Regions from separate parts of the Homo sapiens genome. Here all the other regions are linked to region 1. A link is a loop called in an ENCODE intact Hi-C map of the cell type or tissue named here. Cell type or tissue: heart right ventricle. All regions are shown on one strand. Region 1 has its middle 100 kb from the start of LINC02764. Region 2 holds the start of LOC105369498 (a long non-coding RNA gene). Region 3 has its middle 180 kb from the start of NCAM1. Region 4 holds the start of NCAM1 (neural cell adhesion molecule 1). Region 5 has its middle 200 kb from the start of LINC02764.

Region 1 (5,000 bases):
AAAACCATACTTTGCATATAGTATGTGCTCAAGAAAGGTTAACTATGTTTACAATGGAAAGACCGCTAGAGTAGGAAACAGAAGACTAGGTTTTAATGCTGATGCTGCCAGTGACCAGGTGAAGACCTCTTTGAGCCTCAGCTTCCTCATTTGTGTAAAGAAGACATGGGACTAGATAATATCAACCTTCTCTCCCAGCCCCAGTATTCTAAGACCTTGACTTGGTGTTCCTGGTCTACTTTGTTCCAAATTATCCTGGGCACTCTAGTGTCTAAATTTTCACCATTAGGAATATAAGCTTTTAAGGTGCACAAATTCATTACCCCTGTACTCCCTTCTACAGAGAAAATAGGTCCTGGGGGTGATTGATGGGTATGACATCAGTAATACATGGGAGTGGATTAATTCTTCCAAAAAGAAATGGTCCCTGGGTAACATAAGGGCACTTGTTATGGAGAACAGGGACAGGGGGAGGGTAAAGCATCCAGAAAGAAGGGAAGTGGGGGAATCATGCATCTAAAGTCCTAGCACACAATTTTGTCTAGGATAGGCCTTGCCCTAAGTGACTTTTACAAGAAAATATGGAGATAAAAGCAACTGCAGCATGAAAGATCTAGGTTAGATACAAGTAAAAATTCAATTAATAGAATGTGAAGGCAACCAAAACTATGACTGTGATGCTGAGGAAGGTCAGGGCAATGGGCTAGATGAGTTCTGGAGGTTCTACTGACCCCTCCAGGGCCTGCAGAGGGTTCTTCTGGGTCTTGTGGGCCCCCCTGGGTGTGGACATCTGCCGGTCCTGGCAGAGCCTGTCCTTCCTGTGCATCTCAGGAGTTCTGTGGCTTCTGGAGCAAAAGCTTAATTGGCCTTCCACAGAAAGCTCAGGAAAGGGATATGTTACATCGTGACTCAGTGATACACTCCCTGCTGGGCACTGCAAATTGAGCTCAGAGAATGTTTGAAATGATCTTCAGTCATCAGGCAGAAATTGGAGTGACTCAGATGACAGAATTCGTGTTATGCAAGCTGGACGCTGAGTACTCGGCAACTGGTCCAGAGAGAGAGAGAGAGAGGAGAGGGGAGGTAGGCAGGAGGGAAACAGAGAAGGATGTGGGAATTCCAGTGGCTTATCACCTGCACCCTACAACCCCAGCCCAAGAAAAGAGACCAGTGGTAGATATGAAGCCTGGAGCCACCCTTTGCAGCAAGAAGAGAGTCAAGGGAAGTGAGATCCTCTGGTGTATTCTTGGTTTCTCATAGCTGAAAAGAAATTCAGTATAGCAAAGTGGTTTTCCCACACTCACTAGCTGCCCTCACACAGTGGGGCCTGTCTGACTGGTGAGGATCTGTCCCACACCAAGGCGCCTCAAAAAGGGCAATGGCAGAGAAGGATTCATATAATCATTCATTCATTTAGTCATTCATTTGCTCCATATTTATTGAGATTCTACTAAATACCAGAGGTTGTGCTAGGTGCTAGGACACACTAAGAAATGAGACACTGTCCCTGCAGAGAATCTGAATAAGAGAACCAATAGGCACAATGCTGTAGTGCCAAGTGGCATGACAGAAGGAGGCAGCGGGTGTTGGGGAAGCACAGAAGTGGAGCCCCTAAGTCAGACTCTGGGCTTGGGTGAGACCGTGCTGGTCAGAATCTTCAAGGAGAGCAGGAGTAACTAGGTGGGCAAGGAGGTTGTGAGAGGGCCTTTGGGGCACAGGAAACACAAATGAAAAGGGTAGAGATGTGGAAGCTCACGATGTGTATGGAGAACAGGACACACGAGGTGCAGGTGGGGTGGTGGGCAGTGGAAGCCAGGAAGTCTTAAAGGGCTCTGTGTGCCATGTGAGGGGAGGAGAGGGCTTGGGAAGGAGAGGGATGAACAGCGCTGCTCTTTAGAGGGAAGGCTCTGCTGCACCAAGGAGGATAGATGGGAGAGGGCAGTCTGGGCGCCCAGATTCCCCAGGGTCTGCAAGGGAGGAGCTGAGCCCGGAAGGCAGCAACAGAAAGACTGGAATGGAGTTGCGAGATCTGTGGGAGAGGAAAAGACCTGGGACTCACAGTACGTGCAGATTGAGGGCCAGAAACTTGGAGAATGAAGGAGTAGCAAGGAGCAAGGGATGGAAGCAGAGGCAAGTTGGTGAGGGGAAAGCAACAAAGGAGATGTCTTTCTCCTATTCTAGAAAAAGTGTTCATCAATTCTCTGTACCATTGAACCTTCGCGGTGACCTCCCTTTCAGTACAGGCCTCTCCTCTACAGCACCCCTCCTGGTGCTATCTGTCCATTCAGTCATTCAACACCTAATTATTGTGCACTCACCACGTGCCTGCTGCAGTGTCAGGCCCTGGGGAAACAAAATCAAAAGCCAGTAAAGAAGAATGAAGAAGGACTGGAGAAAAATAAAAGGATGAAGGAATTTGCAACTCAAGGCCAAGAAATGAAGGCTTAAGGGACAAAGTTTATGGAATGCCTTCTCATTTAATCACCCTGATCCCTCCAACAGCTGGGACTGTTATAATTGTTATCCCATCTTAAGGAAGAGGAGGCAGAGGCCCAGTCGGATTCAGTCTACTTAGTTAGTAGCACGGCAGGACTCAGAGCCAAGTTGGTGGAGCTCCAAGGCCCTGGTGCTCTCACTTAGTCCATGACACAATGATGAAGTGCTAGCAGACTGCTGACCCCTAGTGAGGTCAAAGCAAAAACACAAAAACAATAAAACAGACTGAAGTTTCATGGTGGAAATTCCAGCTGCACACAGGAAGGATTTCCCATCAAGGAAGAGCAAAACTTTGCTGGTCCCTTGAGGAGACCATCCACATCTGTGTGATGGGTGAAGCCTTGCCCAGAAGCAGGGGTATGAAAATATAGAATCTATGATTTCCAGAGGTCCTCAACGGCAGGAATAAGGTTTCCTAAGCCCTTCTTATTTTCAGAAACCCTATCTGTTTGGGGCTGGAATAAAATCCACTTGAGGTCGGAATGTTACTTCTATGGAGCGCTTCTGAACTTTGATCAGCTGTTCCTCGTGTTTTTGATGAATAACAATTTTAAAACAAGTGCAGCTAGTAGACCAGATCTTTGAAACTCAAGGTCTAATTTGTGGGGGGTCAGGAAAGAATGCAGCATATCTTTGGTGGTGATAAACTGGGACACTAGAGATTTTCCCAAAGACAGTAGAAGGTCTGAAGCAAAACCACAAGTTCTTAGAGGATTAGGGCCTGTGCATAGAGAGTTATTTGTGAAGAGCTGGTTTTATTAATAGTTTTCCAAATACCTTTATTTTTTCTCTCTCTCATTATAATAATGAAATGTTCACTTTGGATTTAAAAAAGTGAACATTTGAAAGAAAAAGCCTGATAAATTCATATCATAAAAGTGATTGTGTCACGCAGCTGTAATCACAGGGCAAACTCTCTTCTTACCTCTCACTCTTTGGTTTCCTTGAGGAATGTGTGTGTGTATCTGTGTATGTGTGTGAGTATGTCTGTGTGTGTCTTTGTTTATGGGTGTGTATCTGCATTGCACTCTTGATCCTTTGAGAAGCGACCTTGAGACTGAGTTTAGCACCTTTTTAGGGGGTGCCTTTGGGGCCAATGCCTGTGGAAGAGAAAGGACAAAAGTAGAATGTACAGAGGGAGAACTTGAGCTAACATGTAGTCCCAAGGAAGGCCTCAGCCAACTCCATGGGAACTCTGGAGCTAGGATGACCTTGATGTCCCGAGCTGGGCAAGGAGACCAGGCCCTCATTACCTCCATAACCAGCCACTGAATGCCAGCTTCCCTGGAAGAGATGTGACCTGGGCAAGGCAGTCTCCTTTCCCTCAGCTGAGGACTGACTTCTGGCACTACCAGCAGCAGGGAAAGTAAGTCCCTCATTACTAATGGCATATGTGGGTAGTGCATCCTAGTGTCCACTACAAAGACTGTGTGTTTGGGTGTGTCTTGAGTGTGTTGATGTATGTCTGCATGTCTGTTGGTGTGTGCATGTATCTGTGTGTGTGCCCCTATATATCTTGTCTGTGGAGTGTTGCCCTCTCTTGGATCAGGGACCATGGCAGCACTGCAGGAGCCCAGGAGGTGAGCATTGGTATCTGCCACCTGATCATCCACCTTGCTTCAGTGGCCCCTTCACTTCCTTCCTATCTCTTGTCAATTTGGGCCTGGAGAAAGGTATAGAATGTGGGATGTGAAGTGGAAGATGTCATGGCCCCTCCTGAGAATTGATTTCGGTCCTTACTCTGGGGTGAGAGAGGAGATACCTACTAAGGCTTCCTTACACAGATTTTTTTTTCTTGGTGTTTTTTTAAATTATTATTATTATACTTTAAGTTTTAGGGTACATGTGCACAATATGCAGGTGATTTTTAAAAGGCACTCCTTGCTGGCAGGCTTCATGAAAATGCGCAGTTGGGAAAACTGACTACAAATAGATTTAGCCCCCACTGGATATCTCTGCTGGGCCCCCTCAAGGGTTGTCATGTCTGGACTGTTTCCTGAGCCAGAAAGGTCTGAATAGGGCTTTGGGGGCCATGTCACCCTGAGCAAGTCTCCATCTCCAGGACCCGACCCTGCTGTTCACTCTATTGTTAGAAGTCAGGACAGCAGTATCTGCCATGAGGCCTGTCTCCTGGGTCAGAGTCCTGTCCAAAGGACCCTGGAAGTCTTAACTCCCCAAATTCAGGACAGGAGAGGAGAGGACCTGGGGACAGCCTTGAAGACAGTTTGATGTAGTTAGGAAATGGAACCTCTCCTGGCAGCCAGTACCCCCAAATTCTTCCTTATCAAAGGACATATGTCCAGTGCAGTGTTTGTACACAGTACATCCAATGAACAAATGGACTTTGGAGGAGAGATCAGCAGAGATGAGTGTCCATGACCCAACTCTAATGAGAAAACCAGGTTACTGCCTGCCCTGGAGCTTCTGGCATTAGGTCCAGGCTGGTTCTAGCAGTGGTTCATTCTTCCTTTGTAACTTGATGCTTCACCAAATGCTTTCTCAAA
Region 2 (5,000 bases), 180 kb before region 1:
AGCAGCCCCCCACCTTCTCACTGCCTGGAACATCGCCCTTCCAGATCTCCAGATGGCTGAGTTCTTCCTAGCACTTGGGCTTCAACTCAAGTATCTCCAGCTCAGAGAGGCCTTTGGTGTATCAATTTTAAATATTCCCTCATGACATCCCAGTCAATCTCTAGTTCATTTTCCTGTTTATTATTATCTGCAATTATTTGATTTGATTATAGGTTATCTGTCCCCTGCCACCTCCTGTGTACACTGTCCCTCCAGCATTTAGAACAGGTCTAGAACAGTCGACATCCAATATATACTCGCTGAATGAATAAATGAATGAACACTTTTTGGAAGTTGTTTGCGGTAGAAAGATGAGAAGAGAAGCAAAAACCCAGTGCCCGAAGGAACCATTGTCTAATGAGAGTTTTCACCTACTTAGCACTATCTGTATGTCAGTTCTCCACATGAGAAGTCCCACTGAATCTTCAATAATCCTAAGAGGTATGCATTGTTATGATTTCTATTTTACATACGAGAAAGTGAGGCACATGGAAGTTTAATATTTGGCTCAAACTCACATAGCTAGTGAATGGTGGGGACGGGGCCCAGGCCTCGCCATCACTGGGCTCCCAGGGAACATTCTGTGGCCCCACTCACACACTTCCTTTGAGTCTGGAGGAGTCAGGGTTGCCATAATGTGACCCTCAGGGGATGCTGGATTCTGGCCCAGGGACAAAGAAGCAAGTCTTGACTTCTGCATCTTGTGATTCCTTAAGACTGAGAAGCTCTGCAGGGACCACTCTGCTTTTCCCAGCAGGGGACTGAAGCAGCCTGAGCTTGGTCCAGTGGAGAAGCTGCTAGACTGCTATTATTTCCCTTTCCTACACATATGAGGCAGCCACAGTGATTTGGGGACAGCAGGAGAGTTATGTGACAATGATTCTTGAAGTTAAGGAATGTATGAAATGACTTCTGCTGGGCCTTGCCAGCCTGCTGAATGTTGATGCTCCGGAAGCAGAGAGATAATCAGTAGAGTGACCACCTGTTCTTGGGCCATCTTAGTTCTGGCTGCTGCTGGGGGCTGGTGCCCATGACCTTGGGTGGGGTCCCTAGGGTGCATTCAGGAAATAGCGTGTTAAGTAATGGAAGCCTCCGTCAAGGGGCCATGATAGATCTGTTTTTGGCTGCTCCCTGATGGGGTGTGATTGATTCCCCCTGGATCCTGGATCCCTTTTCTTACTTATTGAGTGTGGTGATGGATTTTTGACAAGATTGATTTTGACCTGAATACTGCTGAGCTAAATGAATCAACATTGTCAATTTCTCCTCCTGGTCTCAAAGGATAGTTAGGTGGATAAGGACATTTTTCTTTCAATTGAAATACTTTTAGCTTCTCTGGCTGCCCAGCCAAAGGCATCCCTCTGCCAGGGCCCACTGGGTGCCCTCACACTGGCTCCTTCTTGTAGCCATGAATGCAGGGGTCTGCTTCCTCCTTCCTTCCAGAGAGGTCCATTCCCCTGTCAGACCAGTCTCCGTGCCTGCAGGGCTCTGCTTCTCTCAGACATTTATGACAGAAATATGAGCAGTAAATTGGGCTTGACTGAGTGAAGTGGAGAGAGAGATTTTTCTCTCATCTCTCTCAGAGCTGTGATTCGTTAATCGGCACATTACTTACTTTCCCCCAAACCTCGGATTCGTATCCAATCTTGAAGGCACTGCTGATGTATGGCCACTAGCTTCTTGGAATGGGATTTTCACATTAATCTTTGCTCCCTCAGAGTCTAAACAGTTTACACAAATGGTTCTAAGACACCTCAGTTTTCCTGCCTCTCTCTGCTTTCTCCAGATTTACACAGCTAGATCCACCGCTGGGCTCACCTGCGCTTTCTGGCTTCCTGGGTCCTGCCTGGGAGAGGAGGGGGTGCAGACAGTGGAGGAAGTTGGACAGGAGAGGGAGCTACCATTGCTCCTGGCCTCATCTGTACCCGAAGAATGGTTACCCTGAGGGGTGGGCATTGTTCTCCTCCTTATATTATTCATACTGTTTATGAGACTGCATAAACTAAACAATATTATCTAATAACTAACACAAGATGACTACCCATTGCTGCTAAAGGCTGTCTGCAGTGCTCCTCATTCGTTGCATCTGATCCTTAGAACAACTCTGCAAAGTACAGATGTTTTAGCGATGTTTTCAGATGGCCAGCCGGGGCTCACAAGTGTCAACAGCCTGCTCAAGAGTGCCCAACTAACCTAGTGCTCTTTCTATCATGCCCAACTGCTCTGCCACCCAGTGGAGGTTTGAGCTAAATCACACGCAGTTCGGACAGTTCAGGCATGATGATAGCCAGGTTCCCCAGTCAGGTGGCCGAGCCCCACCAGACCCTGAGCCAACCGAGGATGCAGCTTTCCTAGGGAGGAGCCTGAGGCACCTATCGGGGGATCCCTGGTCCCTGGCCTTACCCTGGAGCATCACCCACCAAGTGCTTCTCCAGGACCTGGCTCTGGGTAAGTATGGCTGGCTGAACTCTTGGACCTCTTGGCCCTAGGAACACAGCACTGCTTCCTGGGCTGGGTGCCAGCTCCCAGCTCTCAGATTGTGTCCCTGATCTCTCATTCCTCATTCTCTCCCTTCATTCTCAATTCACTTTCTACACCCATTATTCTTTAACAATTATTTTGACAATGACTAGCTTCTAAGGAAGCTCCCTAACTCATCATCAGAGAGACTTCAGCAGCCAATGATGGAACCCGGCCTTCCTCCAGGTCAGGAGGAACCTCAGCAGCCAATGATGGAACCCGGCCTTCCTCCAGGTCAGGAGGAACCCAGCCCCGGGTCCCCACTGAGATAATGAGCCATGAGTCCTGGATCCATGATTCCTGAGTCCAAGTCTGCAGCCTTTTTCATGACACCACATTTCCACCTCCAGCCATTCTCTTCCCACACAAACAACCCATTGACATTTTTATAACTTTATTAGACTTAGCTCACATTGTTCTCAAACTGGGGACATGTAATTTGGTTTGAGGAGGTGGGGTTTCCTGAGTACTGTCGATGCAGGCTTAGCCTGAAGATTATTACTGGGTAGAATATTCTAGAGAGGAAAGGGCCCCTGCTCCACTGCTGGGCCTGTAATGAAATGAATAGTCCTGCTGTTTTTTGGACAGGCACCTCTGAGCTAATAGCAAGTCACAGCAGTGCAGGTCCCAGGAGAGTGGCACTCCAGCCTGAGGAAGGAGTGACCCCTTCAAGCTGGGAGTCTCTGGATCCAGAGGTCAGCCTCCTCTTCCTGCCCCATGACCATCAAACACTGTGGGCACTGCTGAGAGACAGAGGGACTCAGAAGGGTGCTCAGAGGCCGTGAGGGGAAGGAATGGCAAGGTGGAATGTCTGCAGCTGAGGCCTATAAATCTGCAGGCCTTTCCCAGGGACTAAGCCTCAAGCAGAGGAGCCTGTGGGACGTTGGGGGAAGCCAAGGGGCAGCTCTCTCCTGTCATTGGGCAGAAGCTGGGACCGGGAGAGGGCGGAGCTGTGGGGGCAGTCAAGGCCCCCGAGTGGGTGAGTGGGTGCTTCCGCCAGAATGGAAGGGTGGGGGTCTCTGGTTTCTGTCAGACTCTGGGGGCTCGGCCTTTCCGATGCTCTCGCAAATCTGATTTATTTTCCTCCTAGTAATTCATCTCATCCTGACAGCTTCGGTGAAGGATTAGCTGCCAAGAGAAGGCTCTCTGTTGCCTTACCACACCAGGGAAAGCCAACTCAACAGGGAACGCCTCTTCTTGAGCGCTAACAAATTCTCAAGAAAAAAATGCAGACAGGCAGACTCAAAAGGGCCAGGTCCCTCAGAGAGCTCTCTCTTCTAATACAAATTCCAGGTTCAGGCCCAGGAGCTGAAGGTTCTGCCCCGGGCCGGTCCCTGCTCAGGCAATGTCTTCTCCCTGGTCTCCCTTCCACCGCCCCGCCCCGCGCCATCTTCACTCTGAGTGATCTGATTTGTGCTGTGAGTAGTGCAGATACCTCCTGAGATCAGCGTGGACGATTCTGGACTCCTTCCATTGGGGTCATTTTACTGACTGGTTATTCATCTGGGTCCAGAGGGAGGGGGTTGTGGGGGGTGATGTCTGGCTGTTGCTTAACTCCTTTATTGCTGGTTTGTCCTCTGCCTAGTTAATGTAGGAGCTTCCAGTGCTGCTCAGAGGCAGCTGTTCCCCAGAGAAGGGTGCAGCCACCTCCCCGCCCCAACTCCCCGCAGTGAATCTGGTGGTTATGTGTCTGGTCTCACTAGCTGGCACCTGCAGAGTGGGTGGGCCCCTGCTCTGTTGTTTCAGTCTACAAATCTAGTCTAAAATGTCTGAGGACTGATCTTCACTGTCTTGAACTCATCTGCTATGGAATAGGCAGGTTATAAAAAAGACAAATCATTTGCAGAGAAAGATCTCCCTATGCTAGGAGAAGTAGACAGAGATAAATGGAAGGAACTGCTCTCCAAGATTCTTAGTCACTTCCTTTTCTTTACAGGGGCAAGCTAGCCTGCTTTCCACCAGAGCATCTCCCTCCAAAGATGCAAGTGTGTGGAAATGAGACTGCAGGGAGAACTTCCAGGCAACAAAGGATGTGAGACTATAGAAGAGGCACTATAGCTGGGCTCATGGAGGAGGGATGCCGCTCTGGACTTTGCCCAGGGGATGCTGGATCTCTGATATGAAGGAAGAAGAGGGGGAGGAAGGGTCCCCAAGCCTCTGACCTTGATCTGAGCATCACAGAAGCCTCCTCCCCTGAGGATCCTGCAGTAGCCAAGCCACCAGCTTTCACAGATGATGGCTCACACTGAAATAACTTGTTCCTAGGGTAGTTGGTGATCAATGACTCAAATTAAACCTTAGAAAAGTTTTTTTTCTTCCTGACACTTTATAGGTTTCTCTACTTATCTCCTCCCTGGATGGCTGTATAAGCCAGATGACGGCTACCTGAACACTCTAGAAAAAGTGAATTCACAGAGGCTTTCACAGGGGTGAGTAAACCC
Region 3 (5,000 bases), 130 kb before region 1:
TAGTCTACACTGTTTGCTTCAGGGATGTGTCCACAATTAAAGCCAGAACAATCTGAAAAAAAAAGTCAGAAAAAACTGACTTTCCTTACCTGTGAATTTGGAGCTATGATGGTACAAAGTCTGAAACTGTGGCAGCGGTGCTGTTGTAAGAAGAAAATCTGCTGAGAATGAACCTGACATTTGAGGGTATAAATCCAAGCTGATGAGGAGCCTGGGTTCTTTGACGTCATTTGAGCCCCTGTATCAAACTGTGCCTGAAGCCAGCACTAACCTCAGACTTTTGAATTAAACAAGCCAATAACTTTCCTTCTTCCTTAAGCTAATTAGAGCCTCCTTGAGCCAAGGAGTGCATAGAAAGGCCTTATTGATTCAGAGGCTCCCTGAGGGTGGACGCTGATGGAGGGAAATTCTTGGCAGCAGCTCTCTTGGAAGGGCCTCCTGGCCTGGGGGGTGCTTCTTAGGAGCGGGGAAGCTTAGTTTAAGGAGGTCTGAGTCCATGTCAGTGTCATTCTTCATCCCAGTAGGACACAGTTCTGATGGTTGGGCCCCAACATAGGGCTTACTTTGTCTCTAAAAATGAGTCCCATTTTGGATAAAAACAGTGGTCAATTTTGTTTGGCTTGGGGGAGGGTAATGTGGGCTAACTGGATGTCTCGTGGTGAGTTATCTGCTCATCTTTCAGGAAACACCATCACCAGGGACAACACTTGCTTTCATAAAATTGTCTCTGACACCATCTTAATTCCACAAATCACTCTCAACCGGAGCTGCAAGGAGTTATTTTTAAACGAAATCTACTTGGCAGGCCATGGGGCCAGGCTTTCAGACTACAGCTCATCAATGGCCCTAGGTTGGAGAAGCCCAGGCCTCCCCTCCTGCATGGATCTTGCATGGCTTCTGGAGCCAGTGAGGGACCACCCACCCTTGCCAGGACCCACGCTGAAAAGCCAGGCTTCTACAATGACCCTCATGATCTTCCTCTTCCCAGGCATTGCCTAGACTTCACCAGTCCCTGTCCCCTGCTAGTCTCCTTCCCCTTCCACTAGCCACCACAAGGCAGCCACTGGGGAAGGAGAGGCTCCAGCACTCTGGAGCCAAATAGATGCACTCAAACCATCCAAGAACACAAAAGCTCCAACCTCCAGCCAGTCTCTGCTTTTCCTTTCTTCCCAACTCTTCCTCTTTTCCCTCTCTTTTCATTCATCTGATTTCCTTTCTCATTTAAAGACAAACACATTGTCTTACACCAAATTTAATTATGCATTGCTCACAGAAAACTGGGGTGGGGGCTCCTGGAGGGCTGCCTCTACCTAATACTAAACCCCTTAGGGGTGAGCGGTGGTGTGGGAACTGATTTGCAGGGCAGCCCTGTGAAGGCAATAGGATACCCCCCTCCCCCGCCACTCTATAGACAGGAAGCTGAGGCTCAGAGAAGGTGGGATGTTGGCCCGGGCCACCCAACTCATGACAGAGCTGGCCTCTTTGACTCTGAAGTCAGTGTTCCCAGCATTCTCTCTCCCATGTCAGCCTGCATTTCCCTAGGAATCATGTGTCCAGAGAAAACAGATATTTAGGGGCATGGGGCAGAGTGGGTGGGATGAAAGTTGTTGCTGGGAGGTTCACTTAGGTGTCTCTGTGCACCTGACAACTACGAGGGAACTTTGCTGGGGAGGAGTGAGACTACTTCCTCTAGTCTTCCATTCACCTGCCTTTTCTTAACAAACAACAAACAAATAAATAAGAAGCCTTACTGCCTATATCTCTGACCCCAGGCCATGGCTGGAGAAGAACACAAGTGAAATAGAGTCTATGCGGCTCTGAAAGCCTCTGGCTGCCTTCCTAGAGTTGAGTCATGTCTCTGCTTCAGGAAGATGCCATTAATTTGGTGTAAGAAATGAACAAATATGAGTACAGTGTGGCTCAGAGCTCCCAAAACGAACTGAGAACTTTCTGGGTTGTATCCACAAGTGTGGGCTGAAAGCAAAGATTACAGAAGGTGTTGATGGGCCTGGAGCTGGAAAACATTCCACTGGAGCAATTAAGAGGCAGTTTAGCGCCTCACTGGGCTATACTTCTTTGAAAATGCCTTTAGGCGGATTAGGAAGATTTTTCCTTCAAATAATGCTCTTTTCAAATTATAGTAAGTTTCTATGGCTGAGACTACAGTTGGACTCGGTCCTGGGGCTGTTACCCCAGGGTTGTGGATAGAGGTAAATGACAGGAAAGAAATAAAATCAATAGTCCTGTCCTGCAGGATGTGACATGGTGTCATGAAGATGGCAAGATCTGAGGGTCTGGAGTGAAAACAGCACCTCCCAGAGAGGACTCGAATCCTAGTCTGCACTAGAGTGGTGGTGGGAGGAGTCCAGGAAGTGCCTGCTTCCCCTACAGCCTGCTTCTCAGGGGTGGTCTAGGAGAGTCTTTCTACCTGATGTTTCTGGGTCTTGTGCGTAAGAGGCAAAGAGAAACCCTGAGGAAGCCACGGCTGATCAAACCACGGACTTTATCCTGAGCCAGAGACAATCAGCATCCGGGTGACGGGATTTTTGGATGGTGAGTCACCATCCAAATCAACCAGTGAGAGCCCTTCTCTTGCCCAATGTGCCCCAGGAGCACACAGAGAGAGGGCATTCACCCCATCTCAGGCCGTCTTTGGGGAGACCCCAACCTACAGTTCTAATTTCCATGGTTGCTGCATGTCACCTGCGCTGACTTGAGGGACTGTGGGGCTAAAGTGGTATCTTGGTTCCCCCGTTAGGTTTGCTTTCAATAAAGCCCCATGCTGGAATGGAGCGGCATGACTCCTCCTGGCAGCCTTAGAAGGAGGACACGCCCACCCTCCATCTGGGCTTCCAGGAAGAGCCCACCTGAGGTGCTGTTGGGCTGAGCAGATTAATCACTGTACAAACTGCCTCCAGCCTGATGCTCACCGACCAGCCCCCAGCCGCCGCCTCAAGATCCAGCCTCCTGAACAGTTGCTGCAGAACAGGGGGCGGGGCTGGACGCTGGAGCTGGAGAGAGCGTCTAGGGCCAGCGCTGGGCTCCAGCAGCGGCCTCTCATCCCCATCCCAGGGCTCTGAGGTCGGGTGTGCGTGCTGCCTTCCTCCTCACTCGGCAAGCAGAGCTGGCCGCCTTCCAAGAGTCTCAGTCCTGGAATCCAGGCTATTCTCCTATCCTTCCTCTCCTGCACTCCAGAGTGCCTTGATCAAAGCCATTCGAGAAGTTAACGGGTTTCATGGAAGCACAGTCGTGCGGAAAGGCTGGGAGACGTGGTTAGCTTATCTGTCAGCAATTTAAACCTAGATGGTTTCCAGAAATGACTGAGCTGAAGAATTGACCCCGAATTTTCGGCCTTCTGCCAGTAGGAGGAGGGGTGGAGCGTTATCCTCCAGGAGAATTAGCCCCATTGTTCCAGGGCAATCCTCCCAGCTCCAAAGATCCCACAAGGGGCTGTGCCCATCAGTGAAGCATAAGACACACTCGGAGGTTTGCCCAGACCCTGTGTCTGCCCCAGGAGCTTATCACCCTCCCCCTACACACAGGTAAGGGGTAGCATGTGCTGTCTGGTTGAACTTGAGGTCTAGTGAAGGATGCTGGTAAAAAGGCCTGGGAATCCTTATGTGGTGAAGAGCACTGGAAGCCAGACAGAGCTGTGTTCAAGTCTTGGCACCTGCTGACCTTGGGCAAGTTACTTAACCATGCTGAGCTCGACTTCCTTGTTTGTCCAGCTGGAGAAATATCATCTATCTTTAGGACTTTTGTTGTGGGGAATAAGTAACTGAGCTAGTCTATGTGAAATACTTAGCATCATGCCTGCCACAAATTAGAGCTCAAAAAATGTAGCTGGCCAGGTACGGTGGCTCGCGCCCATAATCTCAGCACTTTGGGAGGCCGAGGCTGGTGGATCACTTGAGCCAGGAATTTGAGACCAGCCTTGGCAATATAGTGAGACTCTGTCTCTACAAAACAAAAAACCTTAAAAGAAATTCACTAGGCATGGTAGCAAGCACCTGTAGTCCCAGCTGCTCAGGAGGCTGAGACAAGAGGATTGCTAGAGTCCAGAATGTCGAGGCTGCAGTAAGACACGATCCTGCCACTGCACTCCAGCCTTGGTGACAGAAGGATACCCTTTTTCTAAGAAAACAATGTAGCTAGTATTATTAGGTTGGTGCAAAAGTAATGGCGAAAACCGTGATTACTTTTGCACCAACCTTATAATTAGTTTTTAAAAGAACTCTGAATTTTAGAAGAAGGCTTAAAATGCCCAGAAATTTTATTAAGTCTATTAGGTGTCTCTGTGCACCTGACAACTCACTGTAACACAGTGAGATCTTTTAGGAAGGTAGGACCTTCTTGCACCTGGAGGGCACCAAATCCATTCTTCTTGCCATGTCTAACAAGAATATCTGCTGGAATCCTACTCTGCTCCGTATATTAAGGATCCTCAGAGTTAGAAGAAATCTTAAATTTTCTCTTCCTTATCCTCCCAAATGGTAACTATTTCTACAACATCTTCTCTAGTGCCTTATCTGGTATATATTTAAACCTCTCTATGATGTGACATCCATCCATCCACTGAATAGTTGTTGGTTACTGGGTATGCCCACAATATGATTTGATGCTAAAGACATACAAGTGAGACCAGGACACACAGGTTTCATCTTTGCAAGCTTCTCAGGGACAGGCAAATCCTGAATAAGTGGCAGTACAGATATTTCATTACCATTGTCATTAATGTGATTGCAAGCCCCATGTCAGCTGGGTATCCTCACAAGCTAGGTAAACTTAGCTCACACCAACAAACCCCTTTCTGCTCTTCCTGGGATGCCGGGAGGTGGGAGGAAGTGGGGTGTGTGTTGTCTTAGGTTCCCATCATCAGCTTGGAAGCCAATTCCTGCTTCCTCAGTTTCTGGACCATCTAACTTTTTTTTTTTTTTTTTTTTTTTTTTTTTTTTTTTTTTTTTTTGAGATGGAGTCTCGCTCTGTCACCAGGCTGGAGT
Region 4 (5,000 bases), 310 kb before region 1:
GGGCGGCCGGACCAGGAGCACTCCCGGTGACCACCTAGTCTCCATTTTATTTCCTCGGAAACTGCCGGGCAGGCGGGGGACCGGCCGCAGGGCGGGGTTTCTCTTGGCGGTGAGTGAGCGAGACCGTTAGGCTGAAGCACCGGGAGACTGTCCTGGCAGCTCCTGGCCGCCACCCGCGCCGCAATAAAAGCCTCTCGCGGCTTCCCGCCCAGCCAGCTTCGCACTGATTGGTCGCCGTGGGAGGGACCCGAGTTGGCTGGAGGCGGCGGCCGAGCGCTGCTCTTGTGCCGCCCGCGGAGGGGGCGCACTGGGTGCTCCCTGGCCCGCCCCGTGCGCTCCCCAACCGGGGGTCGGCCGTCCAGGGCAGGTACAACGGTACCTGGAGCTGCGACCGCGACACACAGCCCCTCCGCCCGGCTTTCCTCGATCGCTTCCCAGCACACGCCCCCCGCCCAGAATGTCCGCCCAACCCACCCAGCTCTCTGCGGCCCCTGCTTTTCTTCCTTCCCTCCCGTCCATCAGAGCCAAAGCGCAAATCCTTGGGTGGAGGTGGGGGGATGACAGCTGGAGGGGAGGGTGGGCACGCACAGAAGAATTTTCCAGGGAGGCCGGGATGGAAATAGCCAAAATGAAATGCACCTCCCTGCACACTGCCGAGGTTCTCTGGGCGGCGGCGCAACCCCCGCCACCCGCGGCAGCATCACTACTGTCTTCCTCCCAGCTCCCTATTGTTCACACTTTGCCAGGATCGGGAACCTCGCCCAAAGAAAGGAGACAGGGCGAGGTGTTTCGGGCGGCTACCTGCCATTCTTCTCCCGCCCCGTGCAACACTGGGCACGCGGCGCGTGTAAAGACACACGCGCGCACACGCGCGCGCACACACCAGGCAGCCCCAATCACGCCCTCCTCGCCCTCCGCCCCTCCGCACTTCCTCCTGTCAAAACGCGGCGCTCGACCCTCCCATCCTTCAGTGCTCGCGGCCGAGGGTAGGCTTTGCAACTAACCAGCAATTTGGCAAATGAAAAACTAACGTCATGTCGACTGGGGTGCAACAACGGTCACACCAACAACAACGGCCGTGCGATTCTGCCCATTTTGCCCCATTTTGCAAACCGTTATTCTTCTGGGGCGGGGGAAGCAAAGCAGCGATCCTGACTTTATTAGACCCAGGAATATAACGATCTGGGGCGGCTGCCCTAGCCTTATTGTTCACTCTTCCCGGAGCCGGGGCTGACAAGCCACTTCCCCCTCGGAATCCGAGCCCGTGCGGCGGCACCACCCGAGCCGCGACCTCCCCCGCCCCGCCGCCCGCCTTTGGGGAAGGAGCGCTGCCCATCACCAGCGCGGCCGCTGAGTCCCCAGGAGCCGGCCGGCTCTGCTCCCACCGCCGCGGGCGCACAAAGTGGGAAGGGCGGACGCGCCGGAGGGGCGCCGGGCGCTGGCGGCTCGGGGAGGCAGCCCCGTGCAGCGCAGCCCTGGAGGGAGCGGGGTTCGGCTGGGCAGCAAGGGCGACGCGCTCCTTTCACAGCTAAACGAAAATGACCAGCCTTAGCAGTCCACGTAAAACCACCCAAAATAATAGCGTTCCTCCTAGGAGTAGGAGGAAGGGGTAATTAGCAAACCAGATTGAGAATTAAAAAAAAAAAAAATGTACCTGCAGTTCCCAGGAAAAACAAAGTCCAGATGAGATCCTTAGTTTGCAGCATTGTAATCTGCTGGCTGGGAGGGATGTTCTTGCCGCGGTAAATTCTGTGCCCCCCCCCCTGCAGCGAGTGTGGACGGCGGCTGAGCGACAGACCTAGGGGCAGACAATTGCCAGGCTGAGTATGATTATTTTTGCAGAATTGTTTCCTGCCAGCGGCAGCCGAGCTGCGTTCACGCGCTGATCGGAGAATGAGTGACAGTCCCAGCCTCAGCACACTCGCAACTCGGAGATCCTTGCGCTGGCCCGGGTTCGTTTTGATGGAACTGGGATGGGAGCGAGGAGCGGGGGGCGGGGGTGAGAACCTCACTGTGTCCTTCCACCACGCCGGCCACAAATAGTGCCGAACATCAAGGAGGTAAGAGAGACAGGGGAGGCAGATGCGGAAGCCTGCAAAACGCGGCCTGGAGCTTTTGGGGGAGCCGGGCTCTTTCACACGCAGTCTCCCTGGGAGAGCTGGGATTTCTTTTCACACTTCTACCCTACGCCTTCGCAGGCGCTCCTGCTACCCAGCCTTCCTTAATCAGCAGTTTGCATATTTTGATAACTAGTAAATAATAAAAGCAAAATTTTAGATTTGGTTAGGTAAAGTTGTCAAATCCCTCCATTTCGATTCTAAGATCCTTGCAACACAAGGATAGCCCAGGACTTTAAGTGCGGGAAATTAGAACTTTGGAGAGGGATGGGGGTTGCCGTTGCTGGGTGTTGTTTGGATATTGTTTGTTTGTTTGTTTTATCCTAACTGTGAAGTTTGCTCTCCCACAGAGAGACATACAACACCCTTCAGCAGATCCCCTGGGAAGGAGGTGGGAAGAGACTTAAGTTAGAAGAAAACTCCGATGTTTGGAAGAGATTTCCAGAAATAACCCGAAGAAAATGTTTTCCTGTTTATAAATTCTGAAATCTGTGGTCTCTTTATTAAAATAGCCAGGCTTTTATATAGGTATTATGATATAGAAGCGTCATTAAATAATATTTTCTTACATGGGGACGTGACCTTAATTCTTAAAGATATTAATGTATAATATTACTGAGGTACCAACACAATAGGCTTTAATTAAAATTCCACCCGTGTTTTCAAAAGTAGGGGGTGGAGAAAGCGGGGTGAAAAGAATCATGTCTCAGCACCTGAAGGCTTGGGTATGTAAGGAACTAATGTGAGAAAGGTGTTCTAGATGTCAGGTTAACCCATTAGCCTAGAACACTGAAACCCTCTAACAGAGGAAGTCTGCATAAGTTCAAAGGCATTAAAGCACTAATGTTACCGGGTACTCCGTTTTTCTTCAAAGGTCGGCCTCCCCACTCCTGTAGCAGGTTTTTTGTTTTGTTTTGTTTTGTTTTGTTTCTGTTTTGTTTTTTTGAGATGGAGCCTCGCTCTGTCGCCCAGGCTGCAGTGCAGTGGCGCCATCTCTGCTCACTGCAACCTCTGCTCCCGGTTCAAGCGATTCTGCTGCCTCAGCCTCCTGAGTAGCTGGGATTACAGGCGCGCGCCACCACGCCCAGCTAATTTTTGTATTTTTAGTAGAGACGGTGTTTCACCATGTTGGTCAGGCCGGTCTCGAACTCCTGACCTCGTGATCTGCCCACCTCAGCCTCCCAAAGTGCTAGGATTACAGCCGTGAGCTACCGCACCCAGCCGCTGTAGCAGTTTTTAAAAGTCCATCCTCTACTGTCAGGACATCCATCCTTATTGGACAGGCCCCATCTCTTCCCCACTTTCCTCCTCTATAATAGACCAAGTGGGCCACACCAGTACAGTGTAATTAGCTTGGACCCCTGAAAAGTATTTCTTCCCCCAAGTAAATCTTCCACAACGTTTACTTTGGGCTATTTCTCTCATTCCAAGTATAAACAATTCAAAAGTACAGAAAAGTAGAAAGAACTAAAAATAACCCCAAATCCCACAGATTCCAGAGATACTCATAGATTTTGTCTTCTGTATGTGCATATGATTTTTATAATTGACATATTATAGTAGCAATTTGAATCCTGCTGATTTTGCCTAACATCAGTATAAGCATTTATTCCTCTGGATCATTAAAAAGCTTTTCTAGATATTTTTATAGCTATGTAATATTTCTTCATATGGATGATTTTGCAATGGTTTCCCCATTTTTGCATATTTATATTGTTTGTGGAGTTTGATAATATAAATAAGGCTTTTTTGAACATCTTTCAACAAATATTTGCGGAGCAACCACTGGGTTTAGCCCTGTGCTAGATGCAGTGAATTATATACGTCTTTTTTTAATGGTTGCTGTATTTAAGTGTCTTTGATTTCAGACTTCTGCTTCTAACATCTAAAATCACCACATTAAATATTACAGATTTATGTAAATGAATGTTATCAGACTCTTTCCTTAAAAAAGAGGTTTTGATGGTGAGGAAAGATAGAGAGAACAGGCAGGGGGTAGAGTGGGGAGAGTGAAGGTTGGGGCCCCCAAAATAAAAATTTTTCCAATTTTGCCCCTAAGAGTGAGAGACACATTCTTCCCTGCAAACCTCCCTCCTTATAGTCCTGTCAGTAGAATTAAAAGACTCCTCACTATTTTTCTCCCCAAATGTCCCTATTTTTAGCTTTTCAATGTAGGCAAGTGTGGAAATCCAATCTCACTTGAGTATGACTGAATTTCTTTTTTTTCCCTCTCTCTCTCCAGCCCCTCCCTACCCCGTGTGGTTGTTGATCTCTGTTGTAATGATTCATTCTAGAATGCTGCCCCAGTCATTCCAGTCCACACTCCCAGTATCACTCCCAAATTCTTTTAACAGGATATGTCACTTGTCTCCAATTCTGTATATCTCCGCTAGTCGGTGCCTACATCTGTGAGCTCTGTTGCGTTTCAATCCCTTCCTGATCCTCATTTTAAAATGGACAAAACTGTGGCCCTCACTGGACCTCTCTCCCCAGAGAGAGGCCCAGGCTGTCAGGCACACATTAATGAGCATCTACAAAGTGAACATCCATGGGATTGAGGCAGAGGAAGGAGACTCCAGACTGTGCTTTAGAGAGAAAGTTCTTTAGAGAGGAAGCAGAGAATGGTCCAAGAAGACAGCCATGGCAAGGAGACAAGCTAGGAGGCCATGATAGCTCTGGATAGGGTGACAGGGACTAATTAAGAAAGCGACAGTGGGAAAGGAGGCAAAAAGGAGCCCAGATTTGCAATTCCAAGATAAGATAAGAACAGGTGGACCTGGGTATGTTGTGAAGATGGAAGTATGAGGCAGAGGAAGAAATCCAAGTTCCTTTCATTCATTCAACAAATATTTATGGATTCTCAACTAAGTGCCTGGCACTGCT
Region 5 (5,000 bases), 96 kb before region 1:
TCAATAGTACTCCCTTTCATTTTCCTAAGTATCCTGGTTTCACTCTTTCATAATACTCTGCACTTCTCCATATCATAGCACTCACTGATCTGTGTAATAAATGATTTATCTGTATCCTTCATTAGACTGAAAGGCCTCTGAGTACAAGCGTCTCGTCTGTCTTATTCACTGTTGGATTTTCAGTACCTAGTACTGAGCTGGGCACACTGCTGGCACCCCAAAATGTTCATTAGGTAGACAAATAAATGCCTATGATCCAACTCAGGTTCCCGGGGTGGCCTGGCAGGAAATGCTTCATGGGCTATTCTGAGCAAGGTAGCAATCACACGGAGAATACGGGAATCAATTAATCAAAAGCTTTTCCCGATCCCACCCTTAGGTAGACTGATTTATACATGTTGGTAGAGTCCAGCCCCCTCTGTCATCTGAGTGTCATCTGAGTGTCATCTGTACAGGCAGCCCAGGTCACTCTTTTTCTGTATAGTCGTTGTATAAAAAGCCAGCATGGGCTGTTGTCCACATGAATTACTCCCTGGAAATAATGCTGTCCTGAAAGACCAGCAGCCTGAGAGTAACAGAGAAGAGGGGCAGCAGCAGGGGCACTGATGGCCAGGTTCAGCTTGGCCACTCACTGACGTTGGGATCTTGGTCAAAGCACTTCACCTCTCAGCCTTACAAGAGAAAGGTCCCTTCCAGCTGTCATCCTCTGTAATTCAGTGACTATCCTAGGGTTCACTAACATAGCAGTCAAGGGCTGCGAGCCAGGATTATAATCATCTCAATGGAGAACTAGAGATTGCCTTTGGGGTACTCTACATTCAGTTTCGGTAGGGCTTGTTGCTCAGCAAAGCCTGTCCCAGGGTTCCTCTTCCACCCCTGAGAGCCCTGCTAATCAACCCAGAGGTACTGGCTGCCCTGCCAGGCAAAGATGAGAAGCATTTAGGAGTATACGATCCCAGGTAACCAGCCAGGTATTTAACCAGGATAATCTAGAGCAGGGTCACTGGGTAAACATTCTGGACTGTGATTGAGAAAGAATGCAAAGGATCAATCAGAGCTGTGAGAAAAAACCTTCAACAGGGAAATGGCAGCATGGGATCAGAAGACAGAAATACTCAATACGGTGTGGGAAGCAGTGGGCAAAGCTGGAGAGGCAGAGACAGCAGCGTGGATACTGCTGTCAATCAGGGAAATACTTGAGTGGTGCCGTTTTTATGGAGCTGTGGGTGTGTGAAAGGCCCAACTGCTGAGAAGGCCTGGAATGCTAGTGACTACCAAGGATTCATACAAAATCATGATTGGGGTTATCTGAAATTTAACAGAGGATTCCTGAAGATGCAAACCTTCATCCAGAAAGCAAATTCTCACATGACGGAATTTCAGATGGTATGGCAAGCCTAGAGGAGGAGCTATTTGGAGCCACTAAGATTGGGTCATAAAGCTCCTGCACAACCTGCCTTCCTCTAAAGCCAGAGTCAGTAAGATAAGCCAGGATCTAGGGGAATTGTTGAATAAGATCGGTGAAAGGTCCTGCAGGTTTTTAAGCCTCCAGTGTTACCTGAAAGCTGAGGATGACAAGTTGGCCAGTCAGGAGTGGAGACAAAATCATAAGTCTGTGCTTCTAAAACTGTCCCTTTTGGAAGAGTGAGCATGTGCTCCTGGGTTTTGGGAACATAAAGCAGTTCCCTAAGAAATCACAGGTTCTGCTGGGACCTGTCCCACATCTAGGAGTTGATCAGCTGCTACTCAGATACTGTGAAACTGAGGGCCCTCAACTGGGGGCTGCCGCCAAGGGAGGGACCACGGACTCTCAGATAGTGACATCTTATGTCCCCAGAGAGCAAAAGATTCCCTGGGAACTTAAGAGGAGTCAGGGAAGCCGGGATGGCTCAGAAAGCAGCCTGCTCCCTCCCTGCCACCTCTGAATCCTGGGGTTTTAGAATCTCCCTGACAGTTTGGCAACACTTGAGGTAATAGCAGCAGAGCTAATTTGCTAATCTGCCAGAACTGCATCCAACATCCTTTTGTGCACTGACACTAGAGTAATGGGAAGGCACTAGCTCGGCCACTGTTTGCCTGCTGAAACTAAGCTATGGCATTCTCTGCATAATTCATTTGTGCATGAAATGGAAGCCTAATAGCATAAGTAAAACACTAAGCAGAAATAGGTGGTAAATGTCTTTTTTAAGTCTTAAAGATAGACTCTACTTCACTTATAAAGCCCAATTTGGTAATACTTAATGGCATGAAACACTTTTCTCTGGAGCCATACCTACTGACTGCTTTTTGATCCCCCTACCTTCCCAGGCCCCTGCCTGCTGAGATAGTCAGTCCATCATCCCCTTGACTCTCTCTGCCTCCCCAGCCATGCCCTTGCAGATGGCACTGAGCCCAGCATCCTGTCCTCACAGGGCCTCTTACCCTCCCGCAGGGCCCACTGTAGCAGCAAAGGCTGGAGGCATCCAGGTTCCAGGCCAGGCCAGGCCTGGAAGGTCCGAGCTTGCTGGTAACTGAGCTCAGGGAACGGAGGCCCTGTGGTGAGCTCAGAGGGGCAGCAGTAGCCAGGGCCAGGGGGTCGTGAGTGGGAGGAGTTGGCCTCTGTTCTTCCAGAATTGGGAGGGCTCTGCTAAAACAGCTGCTTCTCAGTAGAGGAGCCTCAGGCCAAGTGAGTCTGCTCAGAGCCCGCTCAGAGCCCGCTCAGTGCCCGCTCAGTGTTCAGATGGGTCAGGAGCCTAGCACAATGGGCTTTGAGCTTTGTGGGTCTCTTTCCGGTTATCCCTTGCTGCAGAAGAAATTATCCTAAAACATAGTGACTTAAAACAACAGTTTTATTTAGCTCACAATTGTATGGTTTAGGAATTTGGGAAGAAATTGGCTGGGCCATTCATCTCTGAATCTCACAGTGTCATGTGGGGCAGGATCCACTTACAAGATGGTTCCTCACACCTGCTTCCGGTGCCTCCTGGGTCCTCTGCTCCTCTCTGTCTCTGCACTTCTACAGGGACCTCTCCAGCGGCTTCAGCTTCTCACAGCATGGCCCTCAAGGCTGGTGCCCATGAGGAAATGTTCAAAAGCAAGCAGACGAAGAGGCACGTGGGGAAGCTGCGACTTCTGTGACCGAGCCTCCAAATCCCCAAAGTCACACAGCTGCATTCTGGACTTACCAAGCATGTTGGTAAGTCCAGCCATGTCTAAGGGGAGAGGAGGCGTCAATCTCATCTCTGGATGTGCACACAGGGAAGGAAGCATTGATGGATGCCACCTTGGAGGCACAGTACCACAGTCTCCCAGTTACTCAGGTAGGACTCAGGCTCTGAATCCCACTCACCAGTTCTCACTCATGATAACCAACACACCTCCACACTTGCAAAGATGCATGCCTACGCTCCCAAGTACACATCTTTCCGATAGGTCAATCGCATTGGCAGTGGGTGCATACTTTATAGGTTTAATGGGTGTCTACAGACTCAAATTATCTTCAGATATAGAAAAATATATTTTGGAATATACTTGAGTACTTTTGTATTAGCTCAATGGACCATGACTAATGCATTATCCTGGTTCTATGGCTCACATTCTGAAAACCAAGACTAGCCTATTCAGTTACGTGGCTTCAGTTCCTCAAAGGCAATGCCCCACCTTGAGTTCAGGAATCTTCAGGTCTCTGGCAAGTCCCAAGGCAATAGTTTCTGCTGCAAGTGACAGGATGGGAATGAGGAGGAAGTTTTGAGTCCTGAAGCAGAGGATTGCAGAGAGAACATCCAACCAGTTAATGACTCCGGTGGCAGCTTGCTTCCACCTCCACCTCCCTTTTCTAGTTGTCCTTTTCTTGTTCATGGAGAAATATCATAAAACAAACCAAAATGTGAACAAATCAGACACTAAGTTAACTAGCTGAAGGCTTTCATCAGGTCTACCCATGAGGGATAGCCCTCCTGCCAACGTAACTTTTCAATCTTTTTATGCTGAAAGAGTGCCTTTGTTTTGACCTTGACTTAGTTATTAAGCAACCTTATGTTAAGGTTGGCTTTGCAAGGCGTTATGCCCAATTACCCTTAATTCATTCATTTTCCCCCTTTTTCCTTAACTGCTGTGGTGGGGAAAGGCAAATCCAGCGCAGTGAAATATTTGTTTGAGTTATTATTTCTTTGATGTTTGATTCCACTGGTAAATCATAAGCTGCATGAAGGCAGAAGCTGTGTCTGTCTTGTTCATTGTTACAAAGCAGTGTGTATCAAGTGCAGAATCTGGCACATATAGACACCCGTCAAATTGTTCTCCAATGCATGGATGAATGAATTTATTCAACAATGTACATTAAGCAAGTACCATATGCCAGACACTGTGATGGGTTCCAGGGTTATAACAATGAATAAGTTGTGGTCTCTGTCCTCCTGGAGCTCAGACCACATCTGTGTGAGTCTACTTATATTTCTTAAGTATTTCTTCCTTAGCCCCTGGATCACTGCTCTGCTCATAAACTATCCAACCATATGGGGGCCATCCTTGCTGCACAACAGCCCAGATGGTGGCTTCACCAGGCAGGATTATTTAGGGGTGATCTTCTCCCAACCACCTCCCTTCCCAGCTCTCACTTAATTACCCAACATGCCTCATAAATAAGGGAAGGGGGTGGGATTGCCTTCGCCTCGTGAGCATCAATGTTTTCTAAATGATATTGTTCCTGCAGCTTCCGAGAGCCTCATAAACACGCCTGGCCCTGGATTTATTATGCGGTGATAATCCCTCCTAGCCAGCTGGAAAGATTCATAGCTCTGACCCCTTCCCTTGCTCCCTCCTCTCCCTGGCCTCATGCAGGGGAACTGGGGGCCAAGGGTGAAAGGTCACAGAGCCTAGGGGGCTGTGACATGGGCCAGGAGGCAGGCTGGCAGACGTCCAACCAACTTTGAGAAATGCTGCCTTTCCCCGAGACATCTGCTCCCAAAGTGTTTCTAGCCAGCCTGCCCCCTGCAACCACCCGAGGAGTTCCCTGGCAGAAA

Evidence for each region. A loop is a pair of places that touch in the nucleus more often than their neighbours do. Peaks named below come from ENCODE experiments on the same cell type or tissue, not always from the same donor. Only the 100,000 strongest peaks of a DNase experiment are listed, where the experiment ranks them.
Region 2: it touches region 1 in a loop (3.0-fold over the local background); 6 of 110 quality-filtered maps call a loop at or near these places.
Region 3: a loop joins it to region 1, with 3 times the contacts of the local background. A loop is called at or near these places in 21 of 110 quality-filtered maps.
Region 4: a loop joins it to region 1, with 5 times the contacts of the local background. A loop is called at or near these places in 14 of 110 quality-filtered maps.
Region 5: a loop joins it to region 1, with 2.3 times the contacts of the local background. A loop is called at or near these places in 8 of 110 quality-filtered maps.

Annotation. Positions count from the first base shown.
Region 1 is chr11:112,653,220-112,658,219 of GRCh38, reverse strand. No RefSeq gene overlaps it. Among named protein-coding and RNA genes, the nearest start is that of LINC02764, 100 kb to the right of the region's middle. In heart right ventricle, a CTCF peak has its summit at 2,671; a DNase peak (open chromatin) is centred at 2,609; H3K27ac peaks cover 1,711 bases.
Region 2 is chr11:112,834,888-112,839,887 of GRCh38, reverse strand. LOC105369498 (a long non-coding RNA gene) reads left to right here and starts at 4,451. Exons shown (of 4, transcript XR_948020.3): 1 at 4,451-4,988. In heart right ventricle, a CTCF peak has its summit at 2,287 (motif pointing left); a DNase peak (open chromatin) is centred at 2,308; H3K27ac peaks cover 439 bases.
Region 3 is chr11:112,782,812-112,787,811 of GRCh38, reverse strand. No RefSeq gene overlaps it. Among named protein-coding and RNA genes, the nearest start is that of NCAM1, 180 kb to the left of the region's middle. In heart right ventricle, no CTCF peak of the experiment used is centred here; DNase peaks (open chromatin) are centred at 1,441, 1,881, 2,391 and 3,051; H3K4me3 peaks cover 1,023 bases; H3K27ac peaks cover 3,616 bases.
Region 4 is chr11:112,958,319-112,963,318 of GRCh38, reverse strand. NCAM1 (neural cell adhesion molecule 1) reads right to left here and starts at 1,899. Exons shown (of 20, transcript NM_181351.5): 1 at 1,655-1,899. The coding sequence starts at 1,706. It overlaps NCAM1-AS2 (NCAM1 antisense RNA 2), which reads left to right. Exons shown (of 3, transcript NR_120563.1): 1 at 1-109; 2 at 1,843-1,952; 3 at 2,468-4,040. RefSeq lists an enhancer at 1,179-1,956. In heart right ventricle, a CTCF peak has its summit at 4,498; DNase peaks (open chromatin) are centred at 188, 1,043, 1,226 and 2,018; H3K4me3 peaks cover 2,379 bases; H3K27ac peaks cover 2,786 bases; H3K27me3 peaks cover 1,650 bases.
Region 5 is chr11:112,748,977-112,753,976 of GRCh38, reverse strand. No RefSeq gene overlaps it. Among named protein-coding and RNA genes, the nearest start is that of LINC02764, 200 kb to the right of the region's middle. In heart right ventricle, no CTCF peak of the experiment used is centred here; a DNase peak (open chromatin) is centred at 2,388; H3K27ac peaks cover 548 bases.